Linked DNA regions of Homo sapiens: region 2 is linked to region 1. A link is an interaction called in ENCODE POLR2A ChIA-PET data of the cell type or tissue named here. Cell type or tissue: endothelial cell of umbilical vein. All regions are shown on one strand.

Evidence for each region. Peaks named below come from ENCODE experiments on the same cell type or tissue, not always from the same donor. Only the 100,000 strongest peaks of a DNase experiment are listed, where the experiment ranks them.
Region 2: POLR2A ChIA-PET joins it to region 1 with 8 read pairs; 1 of 35 experiments calls an interaction of 5 or more read pairs at or near these places.

The regions. Positions count from the first base shown.
Region 1 is chr4:55,357,675-55,360,174 of GRCh38, reverse strand. It overlaps SRD5A3 (steroid 5 alpha-reductase 3), which reads right to left. Exons shown (of 5, transcript NM_024592.5): 2 at 687-829. Among named protein-coding and RNA genes, the nearest start is that of SRD5A3, 13 kb to the right of the region's middle. In endothelial cell of umbilical vein, no CTCF peak of the experiment used is centred here; a DNase peak (open chromatin) is centred at 1,344; H3K27ac peaks cover 1,434 bases.
Region 2 is chr4:54,997,666-55,000,165 of GRCh38, reverse strand. No RefSeq gene overlaps it. Among named protein-coding and RNA genes, the nearest start is that of KDR, 130 kb to the left of the region's middle. In endothelial cell of umbilical vein, a CTCF peak has its summit at 977; a DNase peak (open chromatin) is centred at 945.

The sequences.
Region 1 (2,500 bases):
GGCCCGATCTCAGCTCACTGCAAGCTCCGCCTCTCGGGTTCATGCCATTCTCCTGCCTCAGCCTCCCGAGTAGCTGGGGCTACAGGTGCCCGCCACCATGCCCAGCTAACTTTTTTTTGTATTTTTAGTAGAGACAGGGTTTCACCGTGTTAGCCAGGATGGTCTCGATCTCCTGACCTTGTGATCTGCCCGCCTTGGCCTCCCAAAGTGCTGGGATTACAGGCGTGAGCCACCGCACCCGACAGAAAAAGTAATTTTTAAATCACATTTCTGGAGTTCTAAGTCATGAGTTTGGTTGGAACAGTATAAATGATAAATGTTTCCAGACAAACCTGACAGATCCTAAAAGCTTTCCCCCTTTTGTGTAAAGACTTCTTCATAAATTTATCAACAGTACTAAAAATACCAGAGGGAGGGCAGCCAGTTCTGCACACAACACAGCACTTGCTGGGAAGTCAGGAGCGCTAACTCTTGGCTCTGTCTCCTTCTCAGGGAAGGGCTTAGGGACATCCTTTTGGCCATCCGGCAATGAACCGTGCAAAGCTCTTTTTTGCCCTCATCCTCCACTTCCCAGGCCCTTCTGAGGAGGTGCCGAGAGAGGAGACAAAATGCCAAAAACTGCTCCCTTGCAGACAGGAACAACAGAAACGGGATGCAGCGTTGTCATAAGCCCAGGGAGTCCTTACCCTGGAACTGTGCCGCCCCGAGAATTCTGAGCAAACCATGAAGCCAGCTTGGAAAAGGTGCTCCCAGGAACAGAGATTGAGTAAGGCACCAAAGCAGGAAGCCATTCCACAGCACTGAGATGATATAAAAGTGGGAAAAATATCTGCAAAAGGAAAACAAGCGAGGCAATAATTAGGGTAGATCCACTTCAAGCTCTTATACGGGAAGATTATTTTTAGTTTCTCTGTCTTTCCCCACCCCTCCATTCCCAAAGTATACCTTTGCTTTTTAATAGAATCTGAATCCTATAGGTGTTCAGGTTCTTAAAATTTCCTTTCAAATAACGGGACCAGTTAACTTTCAGGAAAAAGAGGCCTCTCTGAGGTTAACAAGAACACAACCAACTGTGTTAAACTTAGAATAAAGTTTAGTTAGCAATCTCTCTGATTGCTGGGTAACAGAATTGGACTCAAGTTCCCAAAACGGAGGCTGCAGGCCCTTGCAAAGAGAACCTAGACTGTGCTAAAACAAGCTAAATCTGTGAAAGATTTTGATTTCTATATCCCAAACAATATTGCAGTAATAGCCACACAACTGTTACACATGATTTGCATAATCGCAGACACTTGGGGCTAGAGGAAGTAAAAGATCTTCAGGCATGACTCAGTGTTTTTCCAAATTGGGTTGACCTAAATTACTTTTATTATAACATGACTAATACTACAATCATAAAACTAGGTATTAACTCCTTATGGTTATAATTCTCAGACAACTACAGGGCCTATTTTGCAATCAACACATCTACAAACTAAATACAAATAGGACCACAAAACCAATGCAATTGAAATTAGCGATGTTAATTTAATGCAAAAGATGATGTTGATTTGCTGAAACAAAAAAAATCACCTAATATGGCACAAGGGCCTAGGGCCTAGCAGGTTCTTCTTCTTCTTTTTTTTTTTTTTTTTTTTTTGAGACAGGGTCTTGCTGTGTTGTCCAGGCTGGAGTGCAGTGTTGTGATCACCACTCACTGCAACATTGACCTCCCAGGCTCAAGTGATCCTCGCACCGCAGCTTTCCAAGTAGCTGGGACCACAGGCTTGTAGTAGTCCACCATGCCTGGCTAATTCTTAAACTTTTTATAGAGATGTGATCTCCCTATGCTGCCCAGGCTGGTCTCAAACTCCTGGGCTCAAGAGATCCCTCCCACCTTGGCTTCCCAAAGTGCTGAGATTACAGGTGTGAGCCACCATGTCCAGCCCCTCATAGGTTCTTTTGAGGTCTGTTTATGTATACTTTTCTATTTTTTTCTATTCAGTCTGAAACCTTTCTGACTCTATTGAGTGCCTGGCGGTCATCTGGCTTTCCCTGGTCTTCAATGCATCGTGCATATATTAAATCCCACTCCTTCTTTTCTTTTTCTCATTAGTCTGTGACAATAAAAGACAACCTAGAGCCAAAAGAGGATTAAACATAATCGCAGGGGCTCCTCCAGATGATCCAGAATGTGCTTGTAAGAGAATGCACAGCCCCTGAGATCATGCCTACAAACTCAGTCTGATAAACTCTGATCCAACCTGATCATTCCATGGCAACCCACTCCACTCTGCCAATTACTGTTAGCAAATTCTATCACTGGCCAGGCATGGTGATGCATGCCTGTAATCCCAGGGCTTTGGGAGGCCAAGGTGAGAGGATCCCTTGAGGCCAGGAGTTTGAGGTTATAGTGAGCTATGATTCTGCCTCTGCAACTCCAGCCTGGGCAATAGAGCAAGACCCTGTGTCTTAACAAATAAATAAATAAATAAAATTCTATCACTGGATTTGCCATCTC
Region 2 (2,500 bases), 360 kb after region 1:
TTTCTCACAGTTCTGGAGGCTGGCAAGTCCAAGATCAAGGCACCAGCAGGTTCAGTGTCTGGTGAGGTCCCCGTCTCTTCTTCCAAGATGGCACCTTGGACACTTCTTCCTCCACAGGGGAGGAATGCTGTGCCTGTGCCCACTCAAGCCCTTTTATAAGGCACCAATTCATTCAAGGGGGTGAATTTCTCATGGCCGAATAACCTTCTAAATGCCCTATTTCTTAATACTGTTGCATTAGGGATTATGTTTCAACATGAATTTTGGAACGACTCAAGCATTCAAACCATAGCACTCAGCCAGTCTATTTTAGTTTCCAAAGATACTAGCACAGAAGCTCAATTATTTAAGGAACTTTATAAATATTTGTAGAGTGAATACATAAGAGAATTTATTATTGATAGCTATAAGAGCATCTCTAAGATTGGGTTTCCTCATCCTTAAATAAGTTAATAATTCCTACTCCAAAAGCATGCTACAAGGATTGAATGAAACAATGTATGCACAGCAACTAGCACATAGTAAATAACCAGTAAAGGGTAGTAATTATTGGTAGAAATAGGGATCTGATGATGGTGATAAGAAAAATCAATGAATTAATAAATCAATCAATGCCCCATGCTTGCAACAGAAGAAGAGAGTCCTTCCCTGAGTGACAGAGAGAAGAGTCTCTCTCTCAGGGACATATCACCTAGTCTTCTAAACTTGCTTCATGTAACTGATAATCAGACATTGGTTGCCTTTGTGTTTCCATGAAATCTGTAGGTTGTATGTATTGGCTTGTCACCTAGATGGACCAGTAAATGGAACTCTGTGTGAACAGCTCACTTGAGAGTGCACACTTTTTGCAACATTACTTGAACTTGAGATCTTGAGGAAGAGCCAGCATTTGATGCAGGAGTCCAACATCAGAAAAAACAAGGCTAAAATACTCTTGGCACCAAATCCTGAGCTAAAAAGAGAGTTTTTCCAAAGAACTGGAGCACCCCTAGCAGGACAATAAAGGAACTTGAAGAGTAAGAGTTGAAAATTGTCAGAAAGGCAACTATGTACTCCAAGGAAGAGAAAGCAAGAATTTAAGCAAATAGCAAGGAGAAAAAAGCTCCCAGCTGGCTGGATAGTGAGGAGGCAGACACTGATGGATGCTCTGAAGCCAGCTGCTGAGAAGTAAAGGACAGGATTAAAACCGTATGACGTGGCAAGAAAGACCACTGGTCAAATGTTTGTCTGTTATACCTCTATCAAACATACTGTTATATCTCTCATATTCTCATATCCAGAGCCTGAATTTTTGGTATTTTGTTCATCATGGATTTTTTCCATTGATTTAGATTTCTGCAACATATTTTATTAAAATATTTATCCTGATGGTAGTTTTTTGGTGTCCTCTTAAATGTTGCTTCTCATTCATCTCACCCTGATTCTGGTCTTGCCTATGCCATTGATCATTGAGAAATACTCCCATATATGGTCACACTCACCCCTCATAGCAACCCAATAGGTAGGTATCACTAGCTGCATTTTGTGGTGTAACAAACTGAGCAAACTGAGACAGATTAAGTGCCTGCCAAACTTTATGCAGCCAATTGAAAAGTTTAACCTGTTCAAGTTGATCTTGAACACAGGCTACATTCTTGCCACCAAAGCATAGCTGCAGTCCAAGGCAATAATACAAAGACACTATAGGGAATCAGGTAAGAGTGGAATGAAATACATGAATAAAATTCATCTGAAGAAGTATTATGATTGAAATGGAGATCATGAGATGCTTAATGCAAGGCGACTGTAGTGGTCTGAGCAGTATTGCTTTCCATGGAGTATTTGATAGGTAACTCTCAAAAAGTTTGTTGAATCAAATATTTTCACTTTTCTTATTCTGTATTCTTTGCACCAAAGAAACATCTTTCTCAACAACTTATTTAAGCCATTGACTAGATTTGGCATGCAAACCAGTTCAATGTGTCAAAATCCTACTTGTGGCTGGGTGCAGTGGCTCATGCCTGTAATCCCAGCACTTTGGGAGGCCGAGGCAGGTGGATTACCTAAGGCCAGGGGTTCGAGACCAGCCTGGCCAACATAGTGAAACCCTGTCTCTACTAAAAATACAAAAAACATTAGCTGGGCATGGTGGTGGGCGCCTGTAATCTCAGCTACTTGGAAGGCTGAGGCAAGAGAATCGCTTGAACCCAGGAGGTGGAGGTTGCAGTGAGTCGAGACTGTGCCATTGCACTCCAGCCTGGGCAACAAAAGCAAAACTCCATCTCAAAAAAACAAAAACAAAAACAAAAAACAAAACAAAACAAAACAAAACTCTACTTGTGCACTCCTGGTCCATCATAGCAACCTGCTTTAAGTATTCATTTATTCCTTAGTTAAAACCAGGAATTAGTTTTCCTTGGATACACACCATCAAAGCCATTTTTAATTAAATTCTTGGCAGAATGCAGGGAGAAACATTTGATTAGCCAATCTTCATGAGGATGATATTCATAAGTTGTGT